2 separate regions of the Homo sapiens genome follow, and region 1 is linked to region 2. A link is a contact called in ENCODE Hi-C or POLR2A ChIA-PET data. All regions are on one chromosome and are shown on one strand. The core of a region is the stretch at or near the end of the contact, and the rest is flanking DNA. Distances in the headings are between cores, read along the strand shown.

Region 1 (7,173 bases), core at 4,567-7,066, 37 kb before region 2:
ATCAAAAATAGAAGATAACTGGAAATTTTTTAAGCTGTGGTTGCATATCAAGTCACAAAACGCTAAGTAACCCATGCATAAAGAAAACAAAGATAATCAAAATTTGAGAATATTTTATTTGCAAGATGGCATCTCCAACACCAATTTCATAGGTCTTTTAAAAGCAGTATAATTTACAGTATTCTGACAAGTTAGGAAAAATAGATGGGGTCGGCCTTTATCTTAGAGTGTGGGCTTCGGCTAGTCACCTGACTTCTCTGTACCTCTGTATTCTCACCATTACATTAAAGGAGTCTCTATGGTCCCTTAAAGTGCTCAAGCTCTATTATTAATAGTATAATTTTGTGGTTTTAAATTATCATAGGATATTCAACCTGAAGTTTTGCTTTACAATGTACCAAAACTAATGTCATTTCTACATATTCTCATGAGATTCAATGAATTTTAAAGCAATCCCATTTAATGTACATGTTATCAACAAAGGATGATAATTAGAAAGATATACATTCATTTCAAACATCTTTAAAAATAACAGAAAAATATATCCCGGTAATATGAAAAAACATCTCTACAAGCATGATTCCATTAATATAAATTTCAAAATCAGGCCATAATATAATAGCTATCATTATTGACACATATTTAAAGTGTCAAACTATGAAGAAATCTTGATAATAGCATCCTCTGAAGCGTTGGATGGAATTTGCAATCTGGCAGACTCATGCTGGGCATGCTGAGATTTTGTTCCATATTTTCATTGGAGGGTGTGGAGATTCACTGTATTGGTTTTAATGTATTACATTTATTCTTTTTTCCCATTTCTCATACATGTATAAACCTATAGATTAAGTAAACAAATCTTAAATTTATAGCTTGAAGACTACCTACATGTGTTTCCCATGTAATTCCTAGAACTGCAAATGAAGAGAACATTTCCTCCCTCTCAGGCACAAATTTGCCTTCTCTCAGTTAATGCTGCAAAAATGTGAACATTATTCTGTTTTTTTAAAAAATCACCATTTATGAGGTTTGTCTGGTTAAAAAAGTATCAATAAAATTCTACTGTATTTGCTACTGTGTGTTTGGCGTGTCACTGCCACTCGAGATTTTCTGAGGTGGAGGAGACTATATTTTTTATCATTAGTAGTTAATCCACTTCCATAACTACCATAAAACCCAGGCTAACAGTAGTGAGTTCTGGAGGTAATTACACCCACTCTAGATTTTCTGATTATAATCACTACCTTTTCTCTTAACCTCAAATGAAAACCCAGACTCATGAGGTCTCCAACCCTGACCTTTCATTCCTGGCAAATACCACGGCCAACTATATTACAGAAAGGTTTTTCATAGGAGAACACAATTTTGTGTTCCCCAAATCCAAACCCTTCACTTTGCTCTGTGAGGCAGATGGCAACCCCAAACTACAAACAGGTTGGGGCTTCCACAAGCCCCAACTCAAGTATTCCTTCCTGGAAAATTCATTCATCTTGTTGGACAAAAGTAACAGTTTTAATCTGTGTGTTTTCTTCCACTTTATGACTGTTTCACAATTTACTTAAATATCTTACAGATGACTGTCATTTGAATTATTTATAGTTGTTGATTATTGTGAAATTGTTATAAATCTTTGTGTACATGTATTTTGGTGTAAGAAAGCCCTCATTCCTAATGGTTATGTCCCCAGAGTGATTTGTTGGGTTATAAAACACATTTAATTTAATGTGAAACCCTTACCTCAGATCATATATAAACGTTAACTCAGGCCGGGCTCAGTGGCTCACGCCTGTAATCCCAGCACTTTGGGAGGCCGAGGTGGGTGGATCACCTTGAGGTCAGGAGTTGGAGACCAGCCTCACCAATAAGACAAAACCCCATCTCTACTAAAAATACGAAAATTAGCTGGGCATAGTGGCATGTGCCTGTAGTCCCAGCTACTTAGGAGGCTGAGGTACGAGAATCGCTTGAACCTGGGAGGCAGAGGTTGCAGTGAGCCAAGATTGTATCATTTTGCACTCCAGTCTGTGTGGCAGAGCGAGATTCCGTTAAAAAAAAAAAAAAAAAAGGGTCTCAGACCACATAAAAGATCTAAAAATATAAAATGCCTAGAAGAAAACATAAGTCAAAGCTTTGCAACATTGCAGTAGGCAAAGTCTAATTAGACAGGACACACACAAAAAAACATAAAGACAAAATATTTTTATTACATCAGAATTTAAGACATCTACTCTTCCAAAAACACTGCTAAGAAAATTAAAAGGCAAGTCAAAGACTGAAAAAAAAAACAATTTGCAAAACATATAACTGAGAAATGACTATAATATAGAACATTTAAAAAGGAGAAAATTAAAGCAAAGTTATGTAATTTCGTGTTAAGAAGAAAAAAGCAATTAAAAATTGAAAAAAGATTTGGACCAGCTGGGCGTGGTGGTGCGTGCCTGTAATCCGAGCTACTCAAGAGGCCGAGGCATGAGAATCAGTTGAACTTGGGAGACAGAGGTTTCAGTGAGCTAAGATTGCACCATTGCACTCTAGCCTGGGAGATAGAGCAAGATTCTGTCTCAAAAAAAAAAAAAAAAAAAAAAGATTTGGACAAATAACTAAAGATATACAAATCAACAATGAACACATGAAAAGATATTCAATATCATGAGTCATTTTAGCAATGCAACTTAAAACCCAAATAAAATACTGCAACACACCTGCTGAAATTAGTAAAATGTTTCAAAGTGACAATAAATACCAAGTGATGACAAAGATGCAGCACTGGACTCTCATACATTTTTGATGAGAATGCAAAATGATAGTCATTTTGGAAAACAACTTGACAGCTTCCTATATAGGTAAATATAAACATACCATATGATATACCAATTCTACTCTTAGTTATTTACAAAAGACAAGTTAAAATGTTTCCATCCAAATATCTGTAGCAAATATTCATGAACGTCCTATTCACGACAGCCAAAAACTTGGAAAATTGTTCACGAACAGGTGAACAGATGAACAAATTGTAGCATATCCACAAAATAAACTACTCTATATAAGAAACAATATGAAATAAAATGAATAAATCCCAAAATCATATGCCAAGTGAAAATATCTGAAAACCACATATTATATGATTCCATTCACTTCACATTCTAAAAAAGGCAAAAAGAGAAAAACCTAAATGAATGGGCCTTATAGCTGGAGTTTGGGAGACAGTTTGACTATATCAAGGAATATTTTCTTGTGATGGAAATATTTCACAGCTTTAATGGTGGTTTGTGATCACAAAATCATGTATTCATCAAAATTCACCAAAAATATTCTTAACAGGAGATTACTGAATGCAAAGTTTACTTCATTATCTTTTTTAAGAAAAATTAATAGGACTGAACATGATGGCTCATGCTTGCAATCCTAGCACTTAGGAGGGCAGAGGCAGGAGGATAGAATGAGCCTAGGAGTTCAAGACCTGCCTGGGCAACATAACAAGACCTCATTCTCCACAAAAATAAAAAAAGGCAAAAAAATTAATAGAAGAATATTTAAACTTAGAGATAATTCAAGACTACACCTTAGATATTCCCCTAGACCTGTCCAAAAAAAAAAAAAAAAGGAATGATATATAAAGAAAACATGCAAGAAAACAATGCAAAATTTGAACTTCCTTTAGAGTAAGTGAAAACATAGGGATGGCTGTATAGATTTAGGAAAGACAACCATACATCTGGCATATCATTTTATATACTAAAAATATTAATTTTGCAAAGAGAAAGTTGTACAGAGCCATGTGGGGGTTTGCACGCAACTCATGGGGAGACACTGGCTGCCACAATTTAGGAAGACTAACAGAAAACTTCATCTGACATTCCTTTAATTGGTGTGGATAAGTGATTTCCCCCAAAAATGGCAATGGCAAGGCCAGAAAAATACTGGGCATCTGAGAAACTGGATCCTCCAGAGATTTTAGTTCACTGAGGGATGGGAAGAGGTCTGTGGGGTGGTGGAAATGGGGGTTAAGGTTTTTCCCAGAACTTCCAAACAGCCTGGGTCAGCTCAGAAAACGTTGGACTAATGTTCAATCTAGGTTTAGAGCTTTGCATGGTTGAGTCCCACAGAATGGGGCAAAAAGAGGAAGACATTTCAGAAAATGAGTATGAAGTAACGATCTACAGAAGTGAGAGGGGAAAGAATGTGAAAATTGGGTGTTCATTAATAGAAAGAATGTGAAAACAGAACTTCTTACTTTTGATATTCTATGGCAGTAAACTGTGAGATGATTACTGGAGTACAGGGAGTTTATCTGAGATATGAACTCAGGATGCACAGGAATGAAAATGAGGCAGTGAGACGGAAGAGGGGGCGCAATAAAACTTTATTAGTGGCCAGGCACAGTGGCTCACACCTGTAATCCCAGCACTTTGGGAGGCTGAAGAGGGTGGATCAATTGAGGTCAAGGGTTCGAGACCAGCCTGGCCAACATGGTGAAACCCTGTCTCTACCAAAAATACAAAAATTAGCCGGGTGTGGTGGTGGACACCTGTAATCTCAGCTACTAAGAAGGCTGAGGCATGAGAATCACTTGAACCCAGGAGGCGAAGGCTGCAGTGAGCCGAGATCACACCACTGCACTCCTACCCTACAGCCTGGGGGACAGAGCCAGACTCTGTCTCAAAAAACAAAACAAAACAAAAACTTTATTAGTGAGCAGGCTGACATCCTCCCAGAGGTCATTTGATAAGACTTGTAGGAAGATGGGTTGTACAGAACAAGACATCAACAGCGTTAGCTACAAACCCTAATCCATTTGTGTCTACATTGTGATTGGATCTTTAAGGTAATGACCAGCCAGTGTTGGTATATGAAGAAGTCAATACACTCCCTTATAATGGTTTCAGCAAAGGCTCTGTTGGCAGGGAAGTTAATGTCATATCCAGAAAAAGCAGCAATGCCATTAAATAAGAATCAATGCACTGTCTGGGAGGAAAAAGGTCTGACGTAAACATGTCACCAAGGGGCAGGCTGTTCTCTTGTAGGGATTACACCATATACTGTCTTAGTGTTGGTCTTCGTAAATAGTAGGTAAGGAGCGGAGCTATTTTAGTTGTGGTCAGCAGGATGCCATGTTGTTGGGCCCTTTTAAAACCTCCATTCCTGGCTGGCTGCAGTGGCTCACGCCTGTAATCCCAGCATTTTGGGAGGCTGAGGTGGGTGGATCATGAGGTCAAGAGATCGAGACCATCCTGGCCAACATGGTGAAACCCCGTCTCTACTAAAAATACAAAAATTAGCTGGGCATGGTTGCAAGCGCCTATAATCCCAGCTACTCAGGAGGCTGAGGCAGGAGAATTGCTTGAACTCGGGAGGTGGAGGTTGTAGTGAGCTGAGATCGTGCCACTGCACTCCAGCCTGGTGACAGAGTGAGACTCCGTCTCAAAACAAACAAACAAACAAAAAACAATAACAAACAAAAAAAACCCTCCGTCCCCTAACACCTTGGTGACTATATTTTATATCCCTAGAGTGCAAGGACTGGGATGGCTGAGGACTGAGCCTGGTTAACCTTAACTACTAGGTTCCCCTCCCCTCTTCTGCAGTGGGTTTCTTTTTATAGGCACTGACGTGGGACATAAATATCCACTCACTTTGCCCACTCCAGTAATTTCATGCCCTTGTTCTATATATACTTGTCACTGATCTGCAGCACTTCTGAACAACGAGACAAACCATTTCCCACAAAAGCACACATGTATCTTTACCTCAGGGCACTTCTCCCAGCACAAAGGTAACGCCCACTTGTACTGGTCCAGCTTCAGGCCATGGAGAGGATTTCTCTACATCCCTGGCCACATCACAGCCACTCAAGGCAGGATGTGATGTATCAATCTATTTTTAGCTTACTCCAAACATCAAGATAATCCATCTATAAATAAGGCTGGGTTTGTTTTTTTTCCTATTTTTCAGCCAACCAAAAGTATGACAGTCTGATTCCATTTTTGTTTTATGGGTTTTTTTTTTTGTTGTTGTTTTTTAGACAGAGTCTCACTCTGTTGCCCCGGCTGGAGTGCAGTGGCACATTCTTGGCTCTCTGCAACCTCCGCCTCCAGGGTTCAAGCGATTCTTGTGCTTCAGCCTCCTGAGTAGCTGGAATTACAGGCATGCGCCACCATGACCGGCTAATTTTTTGTATTTTTAGTAGAGACACGGTTTCGCTATGTTGGCCACGCTTGTCTTGAACTCCTGGCCTGAGGCAATCCTCCCTGCTCGGCCTCCCAAAGTGCTGGGATTACAGGCGTGAGCCACCGTGCCTGGCCTCTGACTCCATTTTTGATATGTGACATTTGATTGTTGCCAGTTTAAAAGCCCCACCTCCCCTTTGGCCCACTTTTAAGCAACCTGATTTAAAAAGTCTACATGCTCCTTCCCTTTGCACAGCAGGAGAGCCAAACTCCCACCCCTAGCCAGTAGCAAGGCAGAAGGAGGCAGTCCAAGGCAATGCTAGTTGGCATTATACTTTCACTTCCAGGATAGCGCCATCTCAAGGCAAGCAGTGAGAGTCGTCAGCACTCCACTCCCTGCAGCCCTCTCCAAAGACAGATCAAGGTCACAAAACTTAAAAGAAGAGCGCTTCAAGGACATTTGGAACAGGTAAAATAGAGACCTAACATTTGAAACAATTAAAATAGAGGCCTGACATTTGGAACAATTAAAATAAAGACCTCACTCAGTTTTTCTGAGTTGCAAAAAGGGGGAAGGGAGTGGGAATGAAAATATTTGAAGAAATAAAGGCCAAACATTTCCCAGATTTGGCAGAAGCCATACACCTGAAGACTTGAAAAACCGAACAATCACGCAACAGGATAAACATAAAAAAATTCCACACTAGGACACATCATAATCACATTTCTGAAAACTAAAGACACACATTTTAAAAGCAGTTAGAGAGAAATGACACATTAGTAAAGAAGAAGAACAGTTCAAATGGAAGCAGATTTCTCATTTAAAACCAGAGGCCACAGGGAAGTGCTGCAATGTTTTTCAAGTTTTCCAAAAGAAAAGACTTGTCAACCATGAATCCTATACCACACAAAAATTTCCTTCAAGAATTAAGAAATAAAGATATTCTCAGATAAAAGAAAACAAAGAATATTTGTCACAGGTAGACTTATTCTAAAAAAAATGGCT
Region 2 (7,072 bases), core at 2,744-5,243:
TAGTAATGCAAAGAGAGAGAACATTCCCAATAGCTTCTCAGGCACAAATTTGCCCTCTCAGTTAATACTGCATAAATGTGACCATTATCTTGTCTTTTATCATCATGTATGATGTTTGGTTATGAACTTAACAACATAATTCTACAGTATTTCCTACTGTGTATCTGGTATGCCACTGCCACTCAAGGTTTCTTTGAGAGGGAGACTATATATTTGTTACTATTATTAATGAATCTATTTCCATGACTGCTGTGAAAAACCCAGGCTGAGTTAACAGTGATGAGCTCTGGCCAGGCACAGTGGCTCACGCCTGTAATCCAACACTTTGGAAGGCTGAGGCAGGAGGATCACTTGAGCCCAGGAGTTCAAGACCAGGCTGGGGAACATAGGGAGACCTCATCTCTAGAAACTCACAGGTGGCATGCGCCTGTGGTCTCAGCTACTAGGGAGGTTGAGGCAGGAGGACTGCTTAGGCCAGGAGGATAAGGCTACAGTGAGCTATGACTGCACAACTGCACTCCAGCCTGGGGGATAGAGCAAGACCCCATCTCAAAAAAAAAAAAAAGAAAAAGCCTCAAGCATGTCAGTTCAAAAAAAATTTTTTTTTAAGTGATGAGTTCTGGAGGTAAATACACCCACTCTGGATTTTCTGGTTACAATCACTACCTTTTCTCTCAACCTCAGCTAGAAATCCAGACTCATGAGGCCTCAATCCCTGACCTTTCATTCCTTGCAAATGCCAAAGCCAACTATGTAGGAAACTTTTTCAGAGAAGAAAACTCTGTCCTCCCAGAAGATAAATTTTCCACTTTGCTCTACGAGGCAGAGAGCAACCTCAAACCACAAACAGGTTGGGACTTGAACAGGCCTGAACTCAAGTATTCTTTCCTGGGAAATTCATCCATCTTGTTGGATAAAAGCAGCAGTTTTAATCAGTGTGTTTTCATCCATTTACTTACTGTTTCACAGTTTACTTAAACATCTTACAAATGACTGTCAATTGAACTATTTACAGTTGTTATTATAAAAGTTTTTTTTTTTTTTTCTTGAGACATAGCCTTCACTCTGTCGCCCAGGCTGGAGTGCAGTGGGGTGATCTCGGCTCACTGCAAGCTCTGCCTCCCGGGTTCATGCCATTCTCCTGTCTCAGCCTCCCGAGTAGCTGGGACTACAGGCGCCTGCCACCACGTCTGGCTAATTTTTTGTATTTTTTTAGTAGCGACAGGGTTTCACCGTGTTAGCCAGATGGTCTTGATCTCCTAGCCTTGTGATCCACCCGCCTCGGCCTCCCAAAGTGCTGGGATTACCGCGCCCGGCCGAAAGTGTTTTAAATCTTTGTATACATGTATTTTGGTGTAAGAAAGCACTCAATCCTAATGAGTATGCCCCAACATGACTTGTTTGGTTATAAAATATAAGTATGTTTAAATTTAATGTGAAACCCTTAAGTAACAACATATATAAACATTAACTCAAACAGATGTCAAAGCTTTGCAACACTGAGTTACACAAAGCCTAATTAGGTAGACAAGGATGGGAGGCTGAGGTGGGAGGATCACTTGAGTTCAGGAGATCAAGACCAGCCTGGGCAACGTAGTGAGACCCCCATATCTATAAAACAACAACAACAAAAATAGGATAACAAAGAACACAAACAACCGAAATATTTTGGATTACATCAAAATTTAAAACTATTCTTCAGGATACACTGCTAAGATAACAAAAAGAAACCAAATACAGATAAATGGTTTGCAAAACATGTATCTGACAAATAACTAGCATTCAGAATATTAAAAGATACAATGAATTCTTAAAATTCAATGTTAAGAAGAAAAAACAATTTAAAGTGGGACAAAAGATTTGGACAGATAGGGTCTGGTGCAGTGGCTCACGCCTGTAATCCCAGCACTTTGGGAGGCTGAGGTGGGCGGATCACCTGAGGTCAGGAGTTCAAGACCAGCCTGGCCAACATGGTGAAACCCCATCTCTACAAAAAATAAAAAAATTAGCTGGGCGTTGTGGTGGGGGCCTGTAATCCCAGCTACTTGGGAGGCTGAGGCAGGAGAACTGCTTGAACCTGGGAGACGGAGGTTGTGGTGAGCTGAGATCTCACCATTGCACTCCAGCCTGGGCAACAAGAACGAAACTCCGTCTCAAGAAAAAAAAAAAAAAGATTTGGAAAGATAACTAAAGATATATGAACAATGAACATATGAAAAAATGCTCAATACCAGTAGTCATTTCAGCAATGAAATTTAAATCCACAATGAGACACCTCTACACATCTGTTAAATTGAAAAACTTAAAGTGTAACAAAACCAAGTGCTCAAAAAGATGTAGGACTGGAGCTCCCACAAAATACTGGTGAGAAATCAAAATGGTACAGCCATTTTGGAAAACAACTTGGCAGTTTCCTATACAGGTAAATATACACATATCATATGACACAGCAATTCTACTCCTAGTTATTTACAGAATACAAACGAAAATGTTTCCAACCAAATATCTGTAGCAAGAGAGTGACTTCAGCAAGAAGGCAGATTAGCAGTCCGTAAATGCTGTTCTCCCCACCCCCACAGAGCCAAAATAAATAAGCAAATACATTTTAATGCAAATAACTAAAGGAAAGCACCAGAATATGTCAAAGTAATAACAAAAACTCTGGTGAGCACAGAAACTCAGGATAGCCAAGCAGAGAATGGAACACCTGGTCTCCACAACCCCATCCCCCAGCCAAGATCAGCTGAAAACCAGAAGGAATTTCTCCGTATGTGGAAAAAGTGAGCAATAGCATACCAGCAGCGTACATCACCACCTTGGACACCTACAGTACTCACCACTGGGGTCCCCTACAGCCCTCACAGGCACTAAGCTTAGCTGACGGACCCGCCTGGAGTCCATACAGCTGTGCTCCTGAGGAAGGAGCTGACACTGTCCTGCCCCCAGTGGCCCATACAGCTACTGTGCTGTTATTTTGGAACGGCTGGAGTTCTGTCTGGTTCCATGGCACCTCTTCATCCCTGAGGATAAGCCATCACCATCCACCCCCACCTGGTGGCCCAACATCTACAAGCAGCTTTTCCACCTTCCCATGTAGGGCCATGCAGTGGGAGAGCTGCACCACCTACCCCTCAAGTCCCTATGCTAGGCTGTGTCCTGTCACCTTCGACTAGAGCTGAAGCTGTGCACTCCCTCCTGGGAAAACAATGCTCTGGCAGATGTGCAACATCCACCTCTCACTGTCTACCTCTCAGTCTACTTCTCCCAAAACTGCCCTGCTTCCAGGGACCTGAGCTGAAGCTGCACATTGCCTCCTGAGGAAAGGATGCCTTGGCGAAGCTCCTCCACCTACCCCTCCCAGATGCTGCTACATCCTGCCCCTCTAGGCCAGAGCTGAAGCAATGCCAGGCATCCTGGGAAAACAGTGCATTAACCATCCAGAGCAGTCACACCCCTCTGTACCTGAGCTGAAGCAGTACCTTGTCTCCTGGGAAAACAGTACTTTGGCCATCGAGAGCAGTCATGCCTCCCCAGTGCCTAAGTTTAAGCAGCACCCTACCTACCACCCTGCCTTCCAGGTAACAGTGTCTTGGCCATCCCAAGCAGACACACAGTCCAGTACCTAATCTGAAGCAGCTTCCTGCATCCCAGGAAAATGGTGCCTGGGCCAACCTAAGGTCACACACCCTAGACCTGAGCTGACGAGGCACATTACCCTCTGGGGATGCAGTGCCTTGCCTGAACTGAGTAGCTATGCAATACTGGGCTGAGCTGGCATGGGCCTTCACATTCCAGGGAAACAAAGCAGGGCATGAGATGAGACACCCCACACTACAGGCCAAACAACTCTAGTACTCACTTTAGGGAGCTAGCTGGATAACCAGCTGCCAGGGGGCAGGACTAACACCCTGAAGTATGGGCTGCTGAGACAGCTTTCTCCCTGGGGAGCTGAGTCATCACTGGGCTGCTCCCTATTGCCCAAGGCCCAAACAAAAACTGTGCTATGCCAGAAACCCAAGTTGCCAATGAGCCTGAATGGTTCAGGTTACCAAACTGCAGCTGTATTCTGTTTCCTTGGCCCAATACTCCAAAGCACCACTTCTTCCCTAGAGTTGGGCCTGTGCTGTGCCTGGCCGCCCAGAAACAAAAAGCTACAACCTGGCCCTTTGGGCCCAAGCTGCTAGGGAGTACATCAGAGTTACAGATCTTGGCTCTGTGGTAAACCTACCTCCAATTCTACCACATGGAGCAAATCTATAGCTCAAAACCCAGGTGCCACAATAGGTTCATCAGATGCTGAGCCTAGAACCCCAGACCCACAGCTGCCCTGAGCACCTGCACCTGGAACCCAGAGCCACTGTACCTGCCTATAGGCCATATCATACTTGACAGCAAGAAGTATCTTCATGGCTAAGTAACTTCATTGTGGGGCAAATGAAAATAGGAGGACTCCAAAAAAGCCCTTGCCATTAACAACCTATGCCATTACTGCTACAAACTTTTACAACCTAGGCCACTGAGGAAAACAAAGTTACTGCCAACATTAAATACTGTTGATAAAGCTGAACAAAGACTATACCATTTCACTTATCTGGAAACAGAGTTACTACACCCTTCTCAACTAGCACACTAAGGACCAAGTGCAGGTGAAAGCCTCTATGAAAGTGACTGTAGAAAAATGGGAAGACGCCATTGTTTCACCAGATGCACAGACATCAATGCAGGGACAATAGAAACATGAAAAGGCAAGGAAATGTGTCACCATGAAAGGAACACAATAACTTTCCGTTAACAAGCTAGAAGGAAATCTACCAATTACCAAAAAAGTAATTCAAAATAATGATCTTTTAAAAACTCAACAAGGCCAGGTGCAGTGACTCACACCTGTAATTCCAGCACTTTAGGACACCAAGGTGGGCGAGTCACTTGAGGTCAGGAGTTCAAGACCCGCCTGGCCAACATGGTGAAACCCTGTCTCTACTAAAAATACAAAAATTAACTGGGTGTGGTGGTGCACACCTGTAGTCCCAGCTACTTGGGAGGCTGAGGCAGGAGAATCACTTGAACTTGGAAGGCAAAGATTGTTGTGAGCCAAGATCACGCCACTGCACTCCAGCCTAGGTGACAGAGTGACACTCTGTCTCACAAACAAACAAACAAACAAAAAACCCTCAATAGGATACAAGATAATACAGAAAGATAATTCAATAAAATCAGAAAAACAATTCATAACATGAAAGAGAAATTTAAGAAAGAAATATTTTAAAATCACCAAACAGGAATCCTGCAGCTGAAGAATTTAATGTATAAAATATAAGGTACAATAGAGAGCATCAATAGCAAACTTACTCAAGCAAAGAAAGATAAAGAGTTTGTTTGGAATTACCAGTGAGAGAAGAATAAATAAGAATGACAAGGAGTGAAGAAAGCCTACCAGACTTATTAGATAACATCAAGGGAAAAAAATTTCATATTTTTAGAGTTCCAGAAGGCAAAGAGATGACAAAAGGCATAGAAAATATATTTAACAGGTCGGGTGCGGTGGCTCACACCTGTAATCCTAGCACTTTGGGAGGCTGAGGTGGGTGGATCACCTGAGGTCAGGAATTTGAGACCAGCTTGGGCAACATGGCGAAACCCCGTCTCTACCAAAAATACAAAAAATTAGCCAGGCATGGTGGTGGGTGCCTGTAATCCCAGCTACTCGGGAGGCTGAGGCAGGAGAATCACTTGAACCTGAGAGGCAGAGGTTGCAGTGAACCAAGATTGCACCGTTGCACTCCAGCCTGGGCAAGAAGGGTGAAAATGCCGTCTCAAAAAAAAAAGAAAAAAAGAAAAAAATATATATTTAATACAACTTTTTAAATAAAACAGGCCAGGCGTGGTGGCTCACGCCTGTAATCCCAGCACTTTGGGAGGCCAAGGCAGGTGGATCATGAGGTTAGGAGTTCAAGACCAGTCTGGCCAACATGGCGAAACCCCGTCTCTACTAAAAGTACGAAAAATTAGCTGGGTGTGGTGGTGTGCACCTGTAATCCCAGCTATTTGGGAGGCTGAGGCCAGAGAATCGCATGAACCCAGGAGGCGGAGGGTGCAGTAAGCCAAGACTGCGTCATTGCACTCCAGCCCGGGCGACAGTGCGAGACTCTGTCTCAAAAAAAAAAAAATTAAAAAAATAAAACATATTTAATGAAATTATAGCTGCTAAGGAGATCACAGCAAGATTAAAAATAAAAGAAAACGAAAAAGACAATGAAATAATAGCTAAAAACCTCCCAAGTCTTGCGAGAGATATGGACATTCAGATCCAGGAAGCTCAAAGATCCCCAAAAAGGTCACCTCCAAGGCACATTATATTTGAACTGACAAAAGTCAAAGACAAAGAGAAAAATCCAAAAGTACCAGTAGAAAAGCATCAAGTCATATATAAGGGAATCTTCATTAGAATAACAGCAGAAACCTCACAGGCCAGGAAAAAATGGGATGATATATCCAAATTTCTGAAAGAAAAGAAAAAATATCGGTCAAAAATACTATGCACAGCAAACCAATCCATCAGAAATTAGGTAGAAATAGCCAGCCACAGTGGCTCATGCCTATAATCCCAGTATTTTAGGATGCTGAGGCAGGCGAATTACTTGAGGTCAGGAGTTCAAGACCAGCCTGGCCAACATGGTGAAACCCCATCTCTACAAAAATACAAAAATTAACCAGGCATGGTGGCATGCGCCTGTAATCCCAGCTGCTCCAGAGGCTGAGACAGGAGAATCGCTTGAACCTGGGAGGTGGAGGCTGCAGTGAGCCAAGATCATGCCACTGCACTCCAGCATGGGCAAGAGAGTGAAACTCCACTTAAAAAAAAAAAAGAAAGAGAAAAATTAGGTAGAAATAAAGTGTGTCTCAGGCAAGCAAAAATTAAGGGAATTTATCACCACTACACCAGCCTTTCAAGAAATGATCAAGGGAATGCTATATCGGGAAATAAGAAGACAATAATCACCATTATGTAACCACATAAAAGTATAAGACTCACTGGTAGAGCAGATAGGCAAAGAAAAAAGAGAAAAAAAAA

What was found. Hi-C counts contacts between places; a loop is a spot of excess contacts on that map. ChIA-PET counts read pairs that join two places held with the same protein, here RNA polymerase II (POLR2A). Pooled maps may share reads with other maps.
Region 1: a map of gastrocnemius medialis shows a loop between it and region 2 (5-fold over the local background). The contact joins two enhancer-like sites. A Hi-C loop is called at or near these places in 1 of 168 maps with a recorded cell type or tissue (gastrocnemius medialis), 1 of 37 single-sample maps with no recorded cell type and 3 of 50 pooled maps. POLR2A ChIA-PET finds 5 or more read pairs at or near these places in 8 of 52 experiments (A549, A673, GM10248 and 5 more).

Annotation. Positions count from the first base shown.
Region 1 is chr19:57,337,619-57,344,791 of GRCh38, reverse strand. No RefSeq gene overlaps it. Among named protein-coding and RNA genes, the nearest start is that of ZNF304, 10 kb to the left of the region's middle. Within about 2 kb of position 5,816, at least 2 of the 41 ENCODE cell types and tissues checked have a DNase peak (open chromatin) inside an H3K27ac peak, as active enhancers do; they include gastrocnemius medialis, where a contact is called at or near this core.
Region 2 is chr19:57,299,017-57,306,088 of GRCh38, reverse strand. No RefSeq gene overlaps it. Among named protein-coding and RNA genes, the nearest start is that of ZNF543, 18 kb to the left of the region's middle. RefSeq lists an enhancer at 2,951-3,450. Within about 2 kb of position 3,993, at least 7 of the 41 ENCODE cell types and tissues checked have a DNase peak (open chromatin) inside an H3K27ac peak, as active enhancers do; they include gastrocnemius medialis, where a contact is called at or near this core.